Regions from separate parts of the Homo sapiens genome. Here region 1 is linked to region 2. Evidence: read pairs that join two places in POLR2A ChIA-PET (ENCODE). Cell type or tissue: A673. All regions are shown on one strand. Each heading gives the region's core, and the rest is flanking DNA. Links, peaks and the distances in the headings are about the cores only. Region 1 holds the start of MRPL12 (mitochondrial ribosomal protein L12). Region 2 overlaps ALYREF (Aly/REF export factor).

What was found. Peaks named below come from ENCODE experiments on the same cell type or tissue, not always from the same donor. Only the 100,000 strongest peaks of a DNase experiment are listed, where the experiment ranks them.
Region 1: POLR2A ChIA-PET joins it to region 2 with 40 read pairs; 16 of 35 experiments call an interaction of 5 or more read pairs at or near these places.

Annotation. Positions count from the first base shown.
Region 1 is chr17:81,698,760-81,707,471 of GRCh38, reverse strand. HGS (hepatocyte growth factor-regulated tyrosine kinase substrate) reads right to left here. Exons shown (of 22, transcript NM_004712.5): 19 at 6,872-7,005; 20 at 6,658-6,777; 21 at 6,341-6,427; 22 at 5,351-5,964. The coding sequence ends at 5,854. It overlaps MRPL12 (mitochondrial ribosomal protein L12), which reads right to left and starts at 4,105. Exons shown (of 5, transcript NM_002949.4): 1 at 3,897-4,105; 2 at 3,042-3,228; 3 at 2,756-2,839; 4 at 432-566; 5 at 1-348. The coding sequence starts at 3,970. The coding sequence ends at 232. RefSeq lists silencers at 1-30, 3,738-4,117 and enhancers at 4,018-4,621, 4,608-4,677, 4,622-5,225, 5,830-6,433, 6,434-7,038. In A673, for the core only: a CTCF peak has its summit at 5,432 (motif pointing right); a DNase peak (open chromatin) is centred at 4,111; H3K4me3 peaks cover 3,297 bases; H3K27ac peaks cover 3,889 bases.
Region 2 is chr17:81,879,735-81,888,523 of GRCh38, reverse strand. ALYREF (Aly/REF export factor) reads left to right here. Exons shown (of 6, transcript NM_005782.4): 4 at 1-4; 5 at 106-283; 6 at 379-689. The coding sequence ends at 393. Among named protein-coding and RNA genes, the nearest start is that of ALYREF, 7.5 kb to the left of the region's middle. RefSeq lists an enhancer at 1-119. In A673, for the core only: no CTCF peak of the experiment used is centred there; no DNase peak of the experiment used is centred there.

The DNA.
Region 1 (8,712 bases), core at 713-8,712, 180 kb after region 2:
ACCGGTGGCGCGTCCTGGTGGGCCTCCGGGTGCCGTCACCAGGCAGCAGCCGCCCCTCCCTCCCGCCACAGTAGGTCTGTGCGGCCTGTCCGGCCCCGCTGCGTGGCGCAGGCAATTCTCCCAAACGGCTCCACTGGGCGCCTGGTGCTGGGGGCGGAGCCAGTGACCACGGGAGGGCGGGACCTCGCCCGGGGCCCAGGACCCCTGAACACAAGTCCTCCGAGCTGGAGGCTACTCCAGAACCACGGTGCCGCCCACCGCCTCCAGGGCCGCCTTGATCTTCTCCGCCTCAGCTTTGGCGACATTGGCTTTGATTTCCTGGGGCAGGGACTCCACCAGCTTCTTTGCCTGCCAGAGAGAGCAAAGTCAGGGACTGGGGGCCCTGGCCACCACAACGGAACCTGCCTCGGAACCCCCACCGCGGCACAGACCTGGACGAGGTTGATGCCTTGGATGTAGTTCTTGATTTCCTTGATCAGCTTCACTTTGTCCACGGGCTTCGCCTCGGTCAGGCGGACGGTGAAATGTGTCCGTTCTTTCGCTATGGGGATATCTTCTTCCACCGCCTTAGGGAGCAGGAAAGAAGGGGAGCCAGGTGACAAAGGGCTGGGGGGAGCTAACGCCTCCACTGCTGGGCCACCCCAGTCTAAAGCCCCAAAGGGAGGTGCAGCGGAGGCCCCAGCGAAGCCTGGAGTTGGAAGTCACGTCTCCCAACTCATCAATCCTTAACCAGCTGGTGCTTTTTCTTTTCTTTTCTCTTTTTTTTGAGACGGAGTCTCACTCTGTCATCCAGGCTGGAGTGCAGTGGTGCGACCTCAGCTCACTGCAACCTCCACCTCCTGGGTTCAAGCGATTCTCCTGCCTTGGCCTCGCGAGTCCAGCTGGTGCTTTTTCTCTCATGCTAGTCAGAGGCAGGTCTGCCCAATAACTCTTTGTAACATGCCTCGGACGGGAGTGGTGGCTCCGGTGGCTCACGCCTGTCATCCTAGCGCTTTGGGAGGCCAAGGCGGGTGGATCACTTGAGGTCAAGTTTGAAACCAGCCTGACCAATATGGTGAAACCCTGTCTCTAGTGGTGCGCGCCTGTAATCCCAGCTACTCGGGAGGCTGCGGCATGAGAATTGCTTGAACCCGGGAGGCGGGGGCTGAGATCGCGCCATTGCACTCCAGCCTGGGTGACAGAGTGAGACTCGGTTTCATAAATAAATAAAAACATGCTTCACAGTCCTTCCCTCAATACTCTACTCCCCTCTCGCTTAGAAAGCGTAACTTATGAGACAGGAAAGAACGACACCAAAAGTGCTTTGTAGATAAAAGCAGCGCCATTCCTTTCTCAGCCACACTGCAGTGCACGTGTGCCGAGAAAATGACAACCCGCCATGGGACTGACGGGCACGCTGCGCTTCTGACGTGGCGCATGGAGACCCAGCACCACCCGAGGGCAGGGGGCTGCGTGTCCCCACGGCCTGGGAAGGCTATTAATAACATCTTCTCCCTCCTCAAAAGCAATCCAGTTTACACAACAGGCTCTACAGTAATCCCAGCTATTCTTACCCAAACGCTCGGCCTGAATCTAATCAGCCTTTAAACTACCTTCCAGTTCTCAGGCATGAGTGATGCTGCCCCATGGGCACCCCACGCATCTGGAACATGGGACACTCTACAGTACACAACCTGGTTCCCCAGTGGGGGAAAGGGGCTGAGGGGAGGGCTCCGGTGGAGAGGTTCACGCAACCCGATGACCAAACGCAACTGGCGGCTTCAAGTTCACTGGTTTCCTTGCAAAGACCCAAGGACGGAGCTGCTTGTTACACCCCTTCGCCTGCGCCAGCCTGTACCTCGCTGCTGCTCCCTGAATTGTCAGACACCCTCTTGCCTGGTGACCTTGGTGCCTCCCCGTCCTCCGCCAGGAAGGCCGTGCTCTCTTCTACAATGTCTGCCTCCTCTTTGAAGCCCACCTTGAACTTGGAACTCTCCCTCCCACCTTGAGCCTCTTCCCTCCTTTTCCCCACAATGCTTACAATGTTCTATTTGGTATAATTTCTTCCTTTCTTTTTCCTCTTTTTTTTTTTTTTTTTTTTTTGAGACAGGGTCTTGCTCTGTTGCCAAGTTGGAAGGCAGTAGTATGATCTTGGCTCACTGCAACCTCCGCCTCCCTGGTTCAAGCAATTCTCTTGCCTCAGCCTCCCAAGTAGCTGGGATTACAGGCACCTGCCACCACGCCGGCTAATTTTTGTATTTTTATTTATTTATTTATTTTTATTTTTATTTATTTATTTTGTTTGTTTGTTTGAGACAGTCTCCCGGGTTCAAGCTATTCTCCTGCCTCAGCCTCCCGAGTAGCTGGGATTACAGGCATGTGCCACCAGGCCCAGCTAATTTTTTTTTTTTTGTATTTTTAGTAGAGACGGGGTTTTACCATGTTGGCCAGGCTGGCCTCGAACTCCTGACCTCAAGTGATCCACCCGTCTCGGCCTCCCGAAGCGCTGGGATTACAGGCGTGAGCCACCACGCCCAGCCTCTTTTTCCTCTCTCAGCTTAGTGTCTGTTTCCCTCCATTAGAAACATGGTCTCCACATGCAAAGTCGTGCACATCCGTGGCAGGGAGTAGGTCCCAGGAGGCTGCAGGATGCCGCACAGGTGTGCAGGCTGCAGACAATGACGGTAGCTGCAGAACCTGAGATACGGGACCACGGCACATGAGGCCACAGGCGAACTGGGCACCCCAGAAATGCCTCATTCTGCCCAGGACTCACCTCCTGGGCTGCTGCAGCAGGGACAGCCCCAGACATCACACCACCCATCGGCACAAGCCCGACATCCTGGATCTTCAACGTTTTCTGCAGAGATAGAGAACAGTGTCCACAGCTGGCCCTCACACCAGCCGGAACCTACTGAGGAGGGGCAACTAGCCTGGCATGGACCTTGCACCTGGACAAACACACTTTTGACAATTTACCAAACTCCCAAAATACACCAGGAACAAAACACAGGGGCCCTGAAACTTCCAGCCCCTGGGTCTGTGCCACCCTCTCACGATACCTTCAGGAGCTCGTTGAGGTCTGAGATTTCCAAGAGAGTGAGGCTGGCGATGTCCTGGACCAGCTGCTGTATCTTGGGGGGGTACTCCTTGGGGGCGTTATCCAGGGGTGCACCAGCGAGGGCCTCACACCTCTGATGGCCGCTGCTCCTCATATGTCGCACGGCACAGACACATGGCACCTGTCGCCTAGCCCCCACCCCCAATTAAAACAGACTTGTCAGTCCTGGAATGGAAGGGGCTGCAGAAACCAGAGGGGCAGGACAACTGGGGGACTGGTGGGTGCCATAAGCTCAGGCTGGTAATCACTAGGGCCGGAAATTACCTAGCTCCTTGGTCCCAGTCCAGGGTTCTCAGACCTCAAGGGGTCCGTATTGATAAGATTTGCAAGTTACTTTAAATTCTTCAAAGAGCCTTAGAAAGCCACGTGTTTATTTGCAGCCATACCACTCAAACCTCAAGTTTCTGGTTTGAATGAACTACATCAACCCAGCGGTGGCGAAACTATTACTTAGGTGCATCTTCCTGCGCAAAGCCTCCCAAAACATGGGGGCCCCTGGCCGCAAAACGCCGCACCCACGGATGGGCCTTTGCTGCGGAAAAGGCTGAGGCCAAGGGAGGAGCAGGGAATCGTCCAAGGTCATCTGGGGCCGACCCCGGCGCTTTCCACGGCCCAGGAGGGAAGGGGCGTGCGCACCGGGAGGCCTCCTCCCCGCGCCCCCGATGGGACCCCCAAGCCCGGCCTGGCCGCTGCAGGGAGGCCGGCCCCGCCGCCCTCCTCGCCCGGATCGACCCCTCAGTGCCCGGCTGCCCCCTAACCCGCCTGCCGGCCCGGACCGCCCCAGGATCCCGCGTACCTGGCAAGGCGGAACGCAGCGGCCCGAAGCCCAAGGCAAGGCCCCCACAGGGGGCGAGCGGCCGCCGGCAGCATCGGTCCGCGGGCTGGAAGGTCACACGCGGTTCCCCGGGAGGAGGCGACGCTCTAGCCGCCTCGGCCGCCGGGCATTCGAGCTGGGGAGGAACGCTCTAGCCGCCACGGCTGCCGGGCATTCGAGCCGGAAATGACGCTCTAGCCGTACCTCGCGCTAGCCTCGTCTCACCCTGAGATTACCCACAAGGCGGCGCGCTGCGCAGACGCAAAAGCGTCGTCTGTGGCGGCAGCTAGACATCGGGCGACCCTCGTCCCGCCAGGTTTTGGGGTCGCGCAAACGAGCGACGGGGGCTGGGGCTCCGGATTCAGGTGTTCTTTCTTCAGCGCTCACGGGTTTCTGTCCGTACGCGATGCGAGCGAACGTCGCGGTCGAGGCTAGGGCCCCGAAGCCCGCAGTAATCCACGTCTCCCGCCCGCTCCGGGCCCCCAGTGCCGCCGTCGCGGGCGGAGGCGCGAGGTCTGGGCTTTGGCGCCTTCGCAGCCGCAGGCGACATCCTCTTTCCTAGCTAAAGCCCCAAACGCCCAGGTGGCTTCCTGGGAGAGCACGGCTGAGCCTCCGCCTTCAGATCAGAACAGGCAGAGCCTCCAAGGGCGGCTTGGGCCCAGTGCCTGCTTATCCTGCCCGTCTCTCCACACTTCTTCTTTCCCTGTCCGTTGGAGTCCATTCCTTCCTGGAAAAGCCAAAGCCGCGCTCCCCTAAGAGGCCTGGATGTGAAGGTGAGTGAGACGCCCTGGCCTCTGGGTGCAAAGGCCGGCGCCTGCCGCTTTCAACACTCAGGAGGCGCGTTTCAGCCCCGCTGGCCCCCGGCCGCAGACTCGGAGCGCTGAGCTCCCACCGTTCCCATCACCCGACTCCCTTCCCAGGAATGAGGAGCACCCGGGAAGCTTCAGCCACTACACGAAGGAGGCGCCAAGCCCAAACTCCTCCCCAGCTACCGGCGGGGTCAGTGCAGAGCCGCGGAGGGCACACATGAACCCTGGCACGCAGCCTCAGGGAGGGGCAGGCTGGAAATGACCCTGCCTGCAGCTGGGCCATCAGCCTGACCACCTGCCCCCTGAGCAAACGTTGATGCAGGTCGGGCGCGGTGGCTCATGCCTGTAATCCCAGCACTTTAGGAGCCCGAGGCAGGTGGATCACCTGAGGTTAGGCGTTCACGACCAGCCTGGCCAACATGGTGAAACACCGTCGCTACTAAAAATACAAAAACTAGCCAGGCATGGTAATGGGGTGCACCTGTAGTCCAGCTACTCGGGAGGCTGAGGCCCGAGAATCGCTTGAACCCAGGAGGCGGAGCTTGCAGTGAGCGGAGATCACCACTCCAGCCTGGGTGACAGAGTGAGACTCCATCTCAAAAAAATTAATTAAAGAAAAAACGCTGATGCTTTCTGAAATACATTTTATTATCGCTGTACCATTCTGGGGCACTGGAGATGGCAGCTGAGAAGCAGAGAAGCTGGAGACCTGAAGCCTCCACCCTTGGCTGTGGCTGCCGAGAGAGGCCCCTGCAGAGGGAGCCCCAGGCCACACCCAGACACCACAGCCAGCTCACAGTGCGGCCAGAGGGCACAGGCTGCTTGGGGGGTGAGGGTCCCCATTCCTGCCACCTCTCACAGACCATGACCCACAGGGCTGGGGGCTTCCCCTGGGAGAAAGTCCTTCCCTCCCCATGGCCCAGCCCTGGGGAAAGAAAGCAGAGACTAACTCAGGGACTGCAGTAGGCTGAGGACAAGGGAGGTGGGCTTGGGGTGAAGGCCCCCCCTCACTCGCAGAGAAGGGACACTACCGGCAGTAGAGGACAGGGAGGCAGGACGACGGCAGTTAGAGACGAGGCGTTTCAGGTGAACTGTATGTAGTGTTACTCCGGACGTGAGCATGGCCTGGGTCAGTCGAATGAAATGAGCTGGGCCTCGCTGCCCTGTGCCGGCGGCCCCTGTGCCTGCGGTTGCTGGGCCACGGGGGGCTGCTGCTGGGGGGGACCGCCAGAGGGTGCCATCTGTGCAGGAGGAAAGCAGGCATGGCCCTGGTCCTCCCTTCCCCAGCCCAGGGAGGAAGGCTTTTGTCCCAGCAGAGCCACAGACCCACAAGTGCTTGTAATCCATGTCCACGGACTGCAGCTCATGCAGCCAGCTCATGCGGCCTTTGCCTTTCAAGTAAATTCACGGTTTTTCCTGTCTACACTTGCGGATGCGCGTATCTGCCCTGAGACTTGTGTCCTCGTTCTGTCTGCTGAGAAGGGGCCTCGGGTATGCGTCTCCCCCTGTGAGCAGACGTACGGGACAATCCCCACTGGGGCCAGGGGTCCCATTGCTAAACCGTGAAGCCTGAGGGTGCCCTGCGGGTGCCGCTGTGAGGCCCCGGGAATGGCTCACCTGCTGGTACATGGGCTGCTGCCCCGCGATGTAGGGCTGCTGGGGTGGCAGAGACGCATCCTGGCTTGGGAGGGTGGTCATGAGATTCTGTTGTGAGAAGACGTCAGATGTGAGAGAGTAGCCCTGTGACCAGGCAGGCGGGGATGTTTCTGGCTTGCAACAATCCAAAGGTGACCACAGGGAGCACCCAGAGAGTGGAGGGGGAGGAGCAGAAGGGGTGGAGCCCACCCAGTGCCTGCCAGCCTCACCAAAGGACCCTCAGCATCATCAACTGCTCCCCCACCCTGGCCCCCAGCAGGGCCTGGAGGTCACTGTACCTGCATGTTGTAAGGCTGGTAGCCCATGGAGACTGACTGGCTCCCCATGTAGCCCATGGTGCTGGACTGCGGAGGCTGAGAGATGGCCGGGAGGCTCTGTGGGGCCTGGGAGGCCACGTTCTGCGGAGGGAATGAGTGCCATGGGAGAAGGGGCTGGGGCTGGGGCTGGGGCTGGGGCTGGCCCTGGAAGGAGAGGAGCGGCCTTCCTGTGTACCTGGTAGCCCGCTGTGGGAGTAGGCTGGTAGGATGAGTAAGCGGGGCTGGCGGTGGGTCCGGCCTGGGCCTGGGGGGCCGCCTGCGCCCCAGTGGCCCCTGCTGGGTACATGTAGGCACTCACCATGCTGGGATCTGTGACAAACAAGACAGGGGAGATGGTTCAGCCAGGGCAACAGGGAGGAGAGGAAGGGACACCCTACTCTTGAGTTTTACTTTTTTTTTTTTTTTTTTGAGATGGAGTCCTGCTCTGTCACCAGGCTGGAGTGCAGTGGCACAATCCTGGCTCACTGCAACCTCTGCCTCCCGGGTTCAAGCGATTCTCCTGCCTCAGCCTCCCGAGTAGCTGGGATTACGGGCGTACGCCACTACGCCCGGCTAATTTTTTTTTGTACTTTTAATAAAGATGGGGTTTCATCATGTTGGCCAGGATTGTCTTGATCTCCTGACCTTGTGATCCGCCCGCCTCGGCCTCCCAAAGTGCTGGGATTACAGGCGTGAGCCACCGCGCCCGGCCGAGTTTTACTTTTTTTTTGAGATAGTCTGTCACGCAGGCTGGAGTGCAGTGGCGCGATCTCAGCTCACTGCAACCTCTGCTTCCTGGGTTGAAGCAATTCTCCTGCCTCAGCCTCCCGAGCAGCTGGGATTACAGGCGTGCACCACCACACCCAGCTAAGTTTTTGTATTTTTAGGAGAGACGGGTTTCACCATGTTGGTCAGGCTGGTGTCAAACTCCTGACCTCAGGTGATCCACCCGCCTCGGCCTCCCGAAGTGCTGGGATTATAGGCGTGAGCCACCGCCCGGCCAGGAGTTTTCCTTTTTGTTGTGACTTTTGGAACCAAGTTCAGGTTTCACGTTTCTAAAAAAAAGGAACATAGGCGGGGCGTGGTGGCTCATGCTTGTAATCCCAGCACTTTGGGAGGCCGAGGCAGGCGGATCATGATGGCAGGAGTTCGAGACCAGGCTGTCTAACATAGTAAAACCCTGTCTCTAATAAAAATACAAAAACTAGCTGGGCATGGTGGCAGGCGCCTGTAATCCCAGCTACGCAGGAGGCTGAGGCAGGAGAATTGCTTGAACCTGGGAGGCGGAGAATGCCGTGAGCTGACGTCGCACCACTGCACTCCAGCCTGGGCGACAGAGCGAGACTTCGTCTCAAAAAAGAAGATAAACCAACAAGGATGGGAGGAGAATCCTAGAATGGAATGAAATCAGAAAAAATGAACCAAACTGTATTTGAAATGAGTGACATGGTCTGACCAATGGGATGGGATAGTGAATTCCAGTAACTTCTGAACCCAAAATCTGGACTCCACGGCCTCAGGCTACAAATGACAAGAACTACAGACAAATGTTACACTCCAGTTAGGAGGCATCGTCTCCACAGTGGGCCAGGTTAGCATTCTTAAAACTACTTTTTGTGTATTCTAGGGCTGAGCAATTGAGTATATTGAAAACAATGCAAAAGAAAACTGTGCTATTGGATTAAAATTGCAAGTACTGGAATTAACTCATGGATTTTTTTTTTTTTTTTGAGACGGAGTCTCGCTCTGTCACCCAGGCTGGAGGGCAATGGCATGATCTTGGCTCACTGCAAGTTCCACCTCCCAGGTTCCAGTGATTCTCTTGCCTCAGCCTCCCAAGTAGCTGGGATTACAGGTGTGCACCATCACGCCTGGCTAATTTTTGTATTTTTAGTAGACGGGGTTTCACCATGTTGGCCAGGCCAGTCTCCAACTCCTGACCTCAGGTGAGCCACGCGCCTTGGCCTCCCAAAGTGTTGGGATTACAGGCATGAGCCACCGCACCTGGCTGCACTCACGGTTTTTATCATATACAAA
Region 2 (8,789 bases), core at 481-8,480:
AGAGGTGACTTCCGGGGCCTCTGGGGAAGGGGATTGGCCGAGGGTGAGGCTGCGTCGCTCTTAGGGTCCTTCCGGGTGTGTGAACGGTTTCGTCTTCCTTGCTAGCGTAAACAGAGGTGGCATGACTAGAAACCGTGGCGCTGGAGGTTTTGGTGGTGGTGGAGGCACCCGGAGAGGCACCCGCGGAGGCGCCCGTGGAAGAGGCAGAGGTGCCGGCAGGAATTCAAAGCAGCAGCTTTCGGCAGAGGAGCTGGATGCCCAGCTGGACGCCTATAATGCGAGAGTGAGTCCCGGGGGAGCCAGCTGGGGGCCTGGTCAAAGCCGCAGTGGGGAGCAGGCCGCCTGTGAATGCAAGCCTCTTTCTCCTCTGTGTTTCAGATGGACACCAGTTAAACAGACCAGCAAATCCGCGTGCGGAACAGGACCCAGGCGTCTCCTCTTGCTCCCTGGTTGGGGGGCGGTGGCTGGGGCTGTGCGGCCAATGATGGATTTGTTTCTTTTATGTTTTAAAATAGGATTTAAAAACTCATGTAAAGGTTTTTTTTTTTTCTTTTTTTTTTTTTTTAATTCTGAAACAGACCTGTTTTGTACCGAGTTATTTTTGGGATAAATTTTACTGGTTGCTGTTGTGGAGAAGGTGGCGTTTCCACCTTTTCCATAATAAAATAGAAATGTGTGTAGAACTGGAACTGTTTGATTCGTCCCACTGTTGGAGTCCAGGCCTGGGCCAGGATTTTGGTGTCTGTCCAGCTGGGAGGGGGTGGGAGAACCTGAGTTGGGGATGGAGGGAGCAGCCCCATCTGGTGTTGGACACCTGAAGTTGGCATGGGTTGTGGGGGTGGCGGGGGGTCCCCGCTCCTGGAGGGCCGAAGCTGCCTGTCTTCTTTCTTATCTTCTTTCCTGCCTCACACCTAACACCTTCCTCTCTAACTCACCAGGTGGGAGGACACCTTTGCCCGGGAGCCACCTGTTGACCCTTGTGCCTGTGCCTCCAGGTGAGGGGAGGTTGGGGTGGGATGGCTGCCCTGTGTGCCGTCCACAGGCTTCCCACAGCCAGAACATCTCTGGGCTGTTCCTTTCCTTCTTGTACTCTGGTTTTCAGAGAAACGTGGATTCAGCAGTTTTGACTTTGTAGTGTAATTCCTTTTTCTGTTTGTTTTTTTGTTGTTGTTTTTAACCTTGCCACGGAGCAAGGCATGAGGATCCTCTCTTAGTTGTATATTTGATGAAGTGGCTGGTGGAAGCTGTGATAATCCGTCCATTTAAGAGTGGGGCGGCTGGGCGCGGTGGCTCACGCCTGTAATCCCAGCACTTTGGGAGGCTGGGGCAGGCAGATCACCTGAGGTCAGGAGTTCAAGACCAGCCTGGCCAACATGGCGAAACCCCGTCTCTACTAAAAATACAAAATTAGCTGGGTGTGGTGGTGCATGCCTGTAATCCCAGCTACTTGGGAGGCTGAGGCTGGAGAATCGCCTGAACCAGGGAGGTGGAGGTTGCAGTGAGCCGAGATTGTGCCATTGCACTCCAGTCTGGACAACAAGAGTGAACTCCGTCTCAAAAAGGAGTAGGGCAACGCCTGATACCTGTAATCCCAGCACTTTGGGAGGTCAGGGCAGAAGGATCTCTTGAGCCCAGAAGTTCGAGACCAGCCTAGGCAACATGGCAAAACCCTATCTCTACTAAAAATACAAAAGTTAGCTGAGTGTGGTGGCGTGCTCCTGTGGTCTCAGCTATTCTAAAGGCTGAGGTGGGAGGATCGCTTGAGCCCTGGAGGTTGAGGCTGCTGTGAGCCATTATCATGCCACTGCACTCCAAGCTGGGCAGTGGAGAGAGAGCCTTGTGCCCCCTGATGCTGGGTTGGTGACAGCACTTTGAGAATGAGATGGGAAGGGGGACAAGGGAGCTCCAGAGTTCTGCCTGACCCCACTGTCCCACAGCTGGGATGTAAGGAAGCCCAGGGCAGTGGGCAGTGGTAGTGGAGAGACAGACAGGAATGCATGCCGTGTCTGCAGAAACCTTTCCCTGCACCAGCGGCTCCTGCGGGCACACATCCCAGGCTAAGCTTGCTTCCACGCTGGGATGGGCCTGGCTGAGTCATGGGCAAGGGAGTGTGACTAAGGGTGGTTCTTTCGCTGTCGGTCACAGATGTCACTACAGATCAGCAGCTGCCATCTAAGCAGCTTGCCCAATGCCAGCCAGGGCCACAGTCTAGGAACCCAGATGAACAGGATGACTAATCTTGGCCCTTCCAGAAGCCCAGTCTAGCAGGAGAAAGGATTACTAAGTCCCCAGCTGTAGTCGCTGTGAATGTGACAGAAAATGTCACCAGTGCAGTGAGTTAGAGTCAGGTTATCCCCAAGCAGGTGCCCTTGGCCCGGGCCTCGGTGTTGGAGCAAGGCCTGAGCAGGCCCATGCCAGGCAGGGGGTCTGCTCTCTGGGGCCGTGCTAGGACTGGCTCCCTGCTGCTTAGGAAGTGGAGAGGGCACCTGATGGACTGGTGTGGTCAGCCCCTGCAGGGTGTGACAAATGACAGGACTGACAAGCAGCATTGCTTTGGTTGTGCAGTAGTGGTGTAACAGGCATTTGGAGGGAGGAATGACCAGGATTTGGGACTTCCTGGCATTCTCGGGAGTGAGGGGCATGGGAATGAAGTAATATGAGGCCTTGGGGAACTGGGTGGGTAGGTGTCACTGGAGAGAAGGCCCCAGGAAGGAGCCAGCTGAGGGGCGTCAGCATTGGACAGGCTGGGCAGAGGCACCAGCTGGCCCGCAGGAGAGCGTTGCCTAGAGCCGGACCTCTCCAGTTTGTCAGCTGATAGCACGTGGACACGTCGAAGTCGTGTCCATATGTGGCATGGTCTTGGGAGGGTTGGAGGTAAAGGAAGTAGAGAGAATGATGTCATAGAAGCAACAGCTGGTATTTGCTGGGGGGCCAGTGGTGGGGTCATTGAGGCAGGTGCTGCCGAGTGGTCAAAGGAGAATGACCTGATTCTGTGCCTGTGGTGGAGGTGGGGCTGGCCATTTATAACTAGGATAGAGGCTGGGTCTGGAAGCCACCGGGGCTTCTGGTGGGCAGCAGGTCAGGTAGCTGGGCTGAGCCTCATCATACCCAATCTTCATTTCCTTATTCATAAAACACAAAACCTTATTTTACTTCCAAGGCCAGAGGACTATTTAATTTATTGTTCCAGCAGGGTGCTTGTGAGAGAAAGAAGAGCAGGGCTCTTCCACTGACTGCACAGACAGCAAGTAGACATGAGGCCTTGGCCAGCTGGGCTGTCTGGTCCCCTCTTGAAGGGTGCTGCCAGTCCTCCGGGCACAGGGCCTTGCAGGGCGGACACTCCACACTGCCCAGTGCCCTGCTGCCCCCCACATGGTGACTGAGTGATGCTTTGCTCAGACAGCGAGCTATGGCTGACAAACTGAACTGGCAGCCTGTGCCCCATGGGCACTTGGGGAACCCCCTCTGCCTCTGGCTGTCCTGTGGTTCCATGGTGCCATGCACCTGTAATCCCAGCTACTCCGGAGGCTGAGGCAGGAGAATCGCTTGAACCCAGGAGGTGGAGGTTGCAGTGAGCCGAGATCGCGCCATCGCACTCCAGCCTGGGTGAAAAAGAGCACAACTCCATCTCGGGGCAAAAAAAGAAAGCACAGGGATTGGCCCAGGTTGGACACATGACTTAAGTGTCGACAAGCGAAATTACACTCAGGGTGGGGAGAAAAGGGAAGCCCTGTTCTTCCTGGTCCCTTTCCCTGGCCGGCATGGGCTGAGAGTAGGAACTGGCCAGCCCCGGGCAGGAGAGGCAGCATTCCTGTGGGACTTGGAGCTCTTCCAGGGTGGCTCATGGTCTGCCCAGCTCCGTCTTCAGCCTGAGGTCCCTGGAGAGGGTCTCGGATGTGAGCGTGCACACGCTCCCACAGTGCTCTGGTTTCTGGCTGGTGTGCACGGAGATCTAAGGAGCAGTCTACACTGGGCAGCTGATTGAATCCTGTTCAGCCTCACGTGGGTTAAAGGGCTACAGTGTTGCTCTCAGACATCCTTTTAGATCTCATGAGATGGCTATGTCTGTACCTGGCAACAGAGTTGTCATGTAAATGGTAACTTTTGGTTCTTAACATGCAGTGAACTGATGGTCTAATATAGGAAACATACAAGTGATAGGTTGCAGTGTAGCCTAATGGGAGTGGAGTGTGGGGCATGGTTGGAACTCAAGCTGCAAGAGCACGCCTCTCTCAGGTTGCACAAATGGTCAGCCAGTGTCTGAGGCTGCACCTCTGCTGGATGTTCTACATACATTTCATTTACCTCTCAGCAATCTAGGGATACAGTCTTTCATTTTAGAGGTTGTTTTTTCGTTTTTTGTTTTTTTCTTTTGAGATGGAGTTTCGTTCCTGTTTCCCAGACGTGTGTGGTGGCATGATTTCACCTCACTGCAACCTCCGCCTCCCGGGTTGAATCGATTCTCCTGCCTCAGCCTCCTGAGTAGCTGGGACTACAGGCACCCGCCACCATGCCCAGCTAGTTTTTCGTATTTTTAGTAGAGATGGGGTTTCACCGGGTTAGCCAGGATGGTCTCGATCTCCTGACCTCATGATCCGCCCAGCTGGGCCTCCCAAAGTGCTGGGATTACAGGCATGAGCCACTGCGCCCAGCCTATGGTTTTTTTTGTTTTTGTTTTTTTGAGACGGAGTCTTCCTCTGTCACACAGGCTGGAGTGCAGTGGCGCAATCTCCACTCACTGCAAGCTCCGCCTCCCAGGTTCACGCCATTCTCCTGCCTCAGCCTCCCGAGTAGCTGGGACTACAGGCGCCCGCCACCACGCCCGGCTTAATTTTTTGTATTTTTAGTAGAGACGGGGTTTCACCGTGGTCACCAGGATGGTCTCGATCTCCTGACCTCGTGATCCGCCCCCCTCGGCCTCCCAAAGTGCTGGGAATACAGGCGTGAGCCACCGCGCCCGACCGGGTTTCTTTTTTCAAGAGACAGGGTCTTGCTCTCTAGGCTGGAGTGTGGTAGCTCAATCATAGCTTACTGTAAATGCAAACTCCTGGGCTCAAGCAATCTTCCCACCTCAGCCTCCCAAGTAGCTGGGACCACAGGCACATGCCACCACGCCCAGCAAGTTTTTTTATTTTCTTTTTTTTTTTTTTTTGAGATGGAGTTTCACTCTTGTCACTTGGGCTGGAGTGCCATGGCGCAATCTCGGCTCACTGCAACCTCCGCCTCCTGGGTTCAAGCAATTCTCCTGCCTCAGTCTCCCAAGTAGCTGGGATTACAGGTACCTGCCACCTTGCCCGGTTATTTTTTTTTTCTTTTTCTTTTTTTTTTTTTTTTTGAAGCAGAGTCTTGCTCTGTTGCCCAGGATGGAGTGCAGTGGCGCGATCTCGGCTCACTGCAAGCTCCGCCTCCTGGGTTCTTGCCAATCTCCTGCCTCAGCCTCCTGAGTAGCTGGGACTACAGGCAGCAGCCACCATGCCCAGCTAGTTTTTTGTATTTTTAGTAGAGATGGGGTTCCACCTTGTTAGCCAGGATGGTCTCTATCTCCTGACCTCGTGATCTGCCCGCCTCAGCCTCCCAAAGTGCTGGGATTACAGGTGTGAGCCACTGCGCCTGTCCCCAGCCAGCATTTTTAAGGTGCATCTGTGCTGTACCATGTCTAAGACTGTTCCTTTTTATGGCCGACTACTGACATGGATATACCGCATATTTTTTTTTTGTCCATCTGTTCATGGACATTTGGGTTGTCTCCACTCCGTGGCTTTATAAGAATAATGCTGCTGTGAACATTTTTGTATACATTTTATATTAACATCTTTTCAATTCTCGAGTAGAATTGCCGGGTCATGAGGTAACTGTTTAATTTTTTGAGGAACTGCCAGACTTTTCCAAAGCAGCTGCAGCATTTTATATTTCTACCAGCAATGTATGAGGGTTCCAATTTCTCCACATTCTCACCAACACTTACCTTTTTTAGTTTAGTCATCCTACTGGGTGTGAAGTAATATCTCATTGTGATTTTGCTTTGCAGTTTCTTCTTTGTAATCTTTTTTTTAAATGTCTTTAATCTCTCTTTTTTTTTTTTTTTTTTTTTTTTTTTGAGACAGAGTCTCGCTCTGTAGCCCAGGCTGGAGTGCAGTGGTGCAATCTCAGCTCACAACAGCCTCTGCCTCCCGGGTCCCCGTTCAAGCAATTCTTCTGCTTCAGCCTCCCAAGTGGCTGGGATTACAGGCACGTGCCGCCATGCCCAGCTAATTTTTGTATTTTTAGTAGAGACAGGGTCTCACCATGTTGGCCAGGCTGGTCTTGATCTCCTGACCTTGTGATCCGCCCACCTCGGCCTCCCAAAGTGCTGGGATTACAGGTGTGAGCCACCGCGCCTGGCCCTCAATCTCTATCTTTTTTATATCTGGATTGAATAGACTTTACCATGGATAAATCTCCACCCTGGCAGATTTAGGACTTTACTTGGAAATACAGATATTCTAAATGGAATTAAATGTCCTATTATCAGTGGCATTCATCACATTCAACAAAATAGCATCATAAAAGGTTGATATTGTTGAGCGTAATGAATACCTGAACTCCAGTTACATAAAGATGAGGATCATGTCTCTTCATATTACCTTAATGTCATTACATTTTGTAGAAAAACTTGTCTCAGGCTGGGCGCAGTGGCTCACGCCTGTAATCCCGGCACATTGAGAGGCTGAGGCAGGCAGATCACAAAGTCAGGAGATCGAGACCATCCTGGCTAACATGGTGAAACCCCGTCTCTACTATAAATACAAAAAATTAGCCAGGCGTGGTGGCGGGCCCCTGTAGTCCCAGCTACTGGGGAGGCTGAGGCAGGAGAATGGCGTGAACCCAGGAGGCGGAGCTTGCAGTGAGCCAAGATTGCACCACTGCACTCCAGCCTGGGTGACAGAGCGAGACTGTGTCTCAAAAAAAAAAAGAAACTTGTCTCAAAAGTGCTATGATATTCTTCCTGAAATGGACATTGTAGCATCTCAATATCTTTTTTAAAAAACTAAATTTTTGAAAAATTGTGTTTTGAGACAAGGTCTCCCTCTGATGTCCAGGCTAGAGTGCAGTGGCGCAAACACAGCTCACTGCATCCTGGAACTCCCGGGATCAAGGGATCTCCCACCTCAGCCTCCTTAGTAGCTGGGACTACAGACACCCACCACCGCGCCTGGCTGATTTTTAAAACTTTGTATAGATGGGGTCTCACTATGTTGCCCAGGTTGGTCTTGAACTCTTGTGCTCCAGGGATCCTCCTGCCTTGGTCTCCCAAAGTGTTGGAATTACAGGCCTGAGCCACCACACCGAACATAGCCTATTAATGTCAGCCTATTTCTCTATTTATGAATTTTCTGAAGTGTTATTTTTATATTCAGATTTATAGAAGCTTTTGTCTTTTATGACCTTGACACTTTTAAAGGGTACTCTCAGCTATTTTGTAGAATGTCCCTCACACTGGGGACTCTGACCTTATGACTGGACAAGGTTTTGTTTTTTGTTTTTTTTTTTTTTTTTGAGACGGAGTCTTTCTCTGTCTTCTAAGCTGGAGTGCGGTGGTGTGATCTCAGCTCACTGCAATCTCTGCCTCCCAGGTTCAAGCGATTCTCCTTCCTCAGCCTCCTGAGTAGCTGGGATTTTAGGCACCCGCCACCACACCCGGCTAATTATTGTATTTTTATTAGAGACAAGGTTTCACCATGCTGGCCAGGCTGGTCTTGAACTCCTGACCTCATGATCCATCCGCCTTGGCCTCCCAAAAGTGCTGGGATTACAGGCCTGAGCCACCACGCCCTGCTGGTTTATTTTATTTTTTGGCATGAATACCACAGCTGGGATGTCATCTTCTCAATGCATAGTGGAGATATGCAATGTCAGTCTGTCCAACTCCTGGTCCTGTTAGTTCAGGTGGTGGCAGCGGCTGCCGGGGCTTCTCCCCTACATAGTTACTGTTTTCCCTTTGTCATCCATAAATACCTTGGGGAGATACTTCCAGACTAAGTGAATGTCTGTTTCACTTCCAAGTTTTACCCACTTTTTTTTTTTTTTTTGAGATGGAGTCTCACTTTTGCCGAGGCTGTAGTGCAATGGCGCCATCTCAGCTCACTGCAACCTCCGCCTCCCAGGTTCAAGCAATTCCCCCGTCTCAGCCTCCCAAGTAGCTGGGATTACAGGCACGCGCCACCATGCCCAGGTAATTTTTTTTATTTTTAGTAGAGACGGGGTTTCACCGTGTTGCCCAGGCTGGTCTCCAACTCCTGAGCTCAGGCAGTCCACCTGCCTCAGCCTCCCAAGGTGCTAGGATTACAGGCGTGAGCCACCGTGCCCGGCCTACCCACTAATTAATTTCAGCATCCACTGGTGGGTCTTGCAATGCAGTAATTATTAACTTAGTTTTCAAAGGTGATTTTTGCATTTTCCTCATTCCTTTGACGTTTATTAATTGGAATTCATCTCTAAGAAAGAGCAGTCCCTTCAGCTTTTTTCCCTTTTTTTTTTTTGAGACAGGGTCTTGCTCTGCGGCTCAGGCTGCAGTGCAGTGGCTCGATCACGGCTCACTGCAGCCTCGACCTCCCGGGCTCACGTGATCTCCCATCTCAGCCTCCTGAGTAACCAGAACCACAGGTGCTCACCACCATGCCCAGCTGACTTTTTGTATTTTTTGTAGAGATGGGGTTTACCCATGTTGCTCAGGCTGGTCTCAAATTTTCGAGCTCAAGTGATCCGCCCGCCTTGGCCTCCCAAAAGGCATGAGCCACTGCGCCTGACCT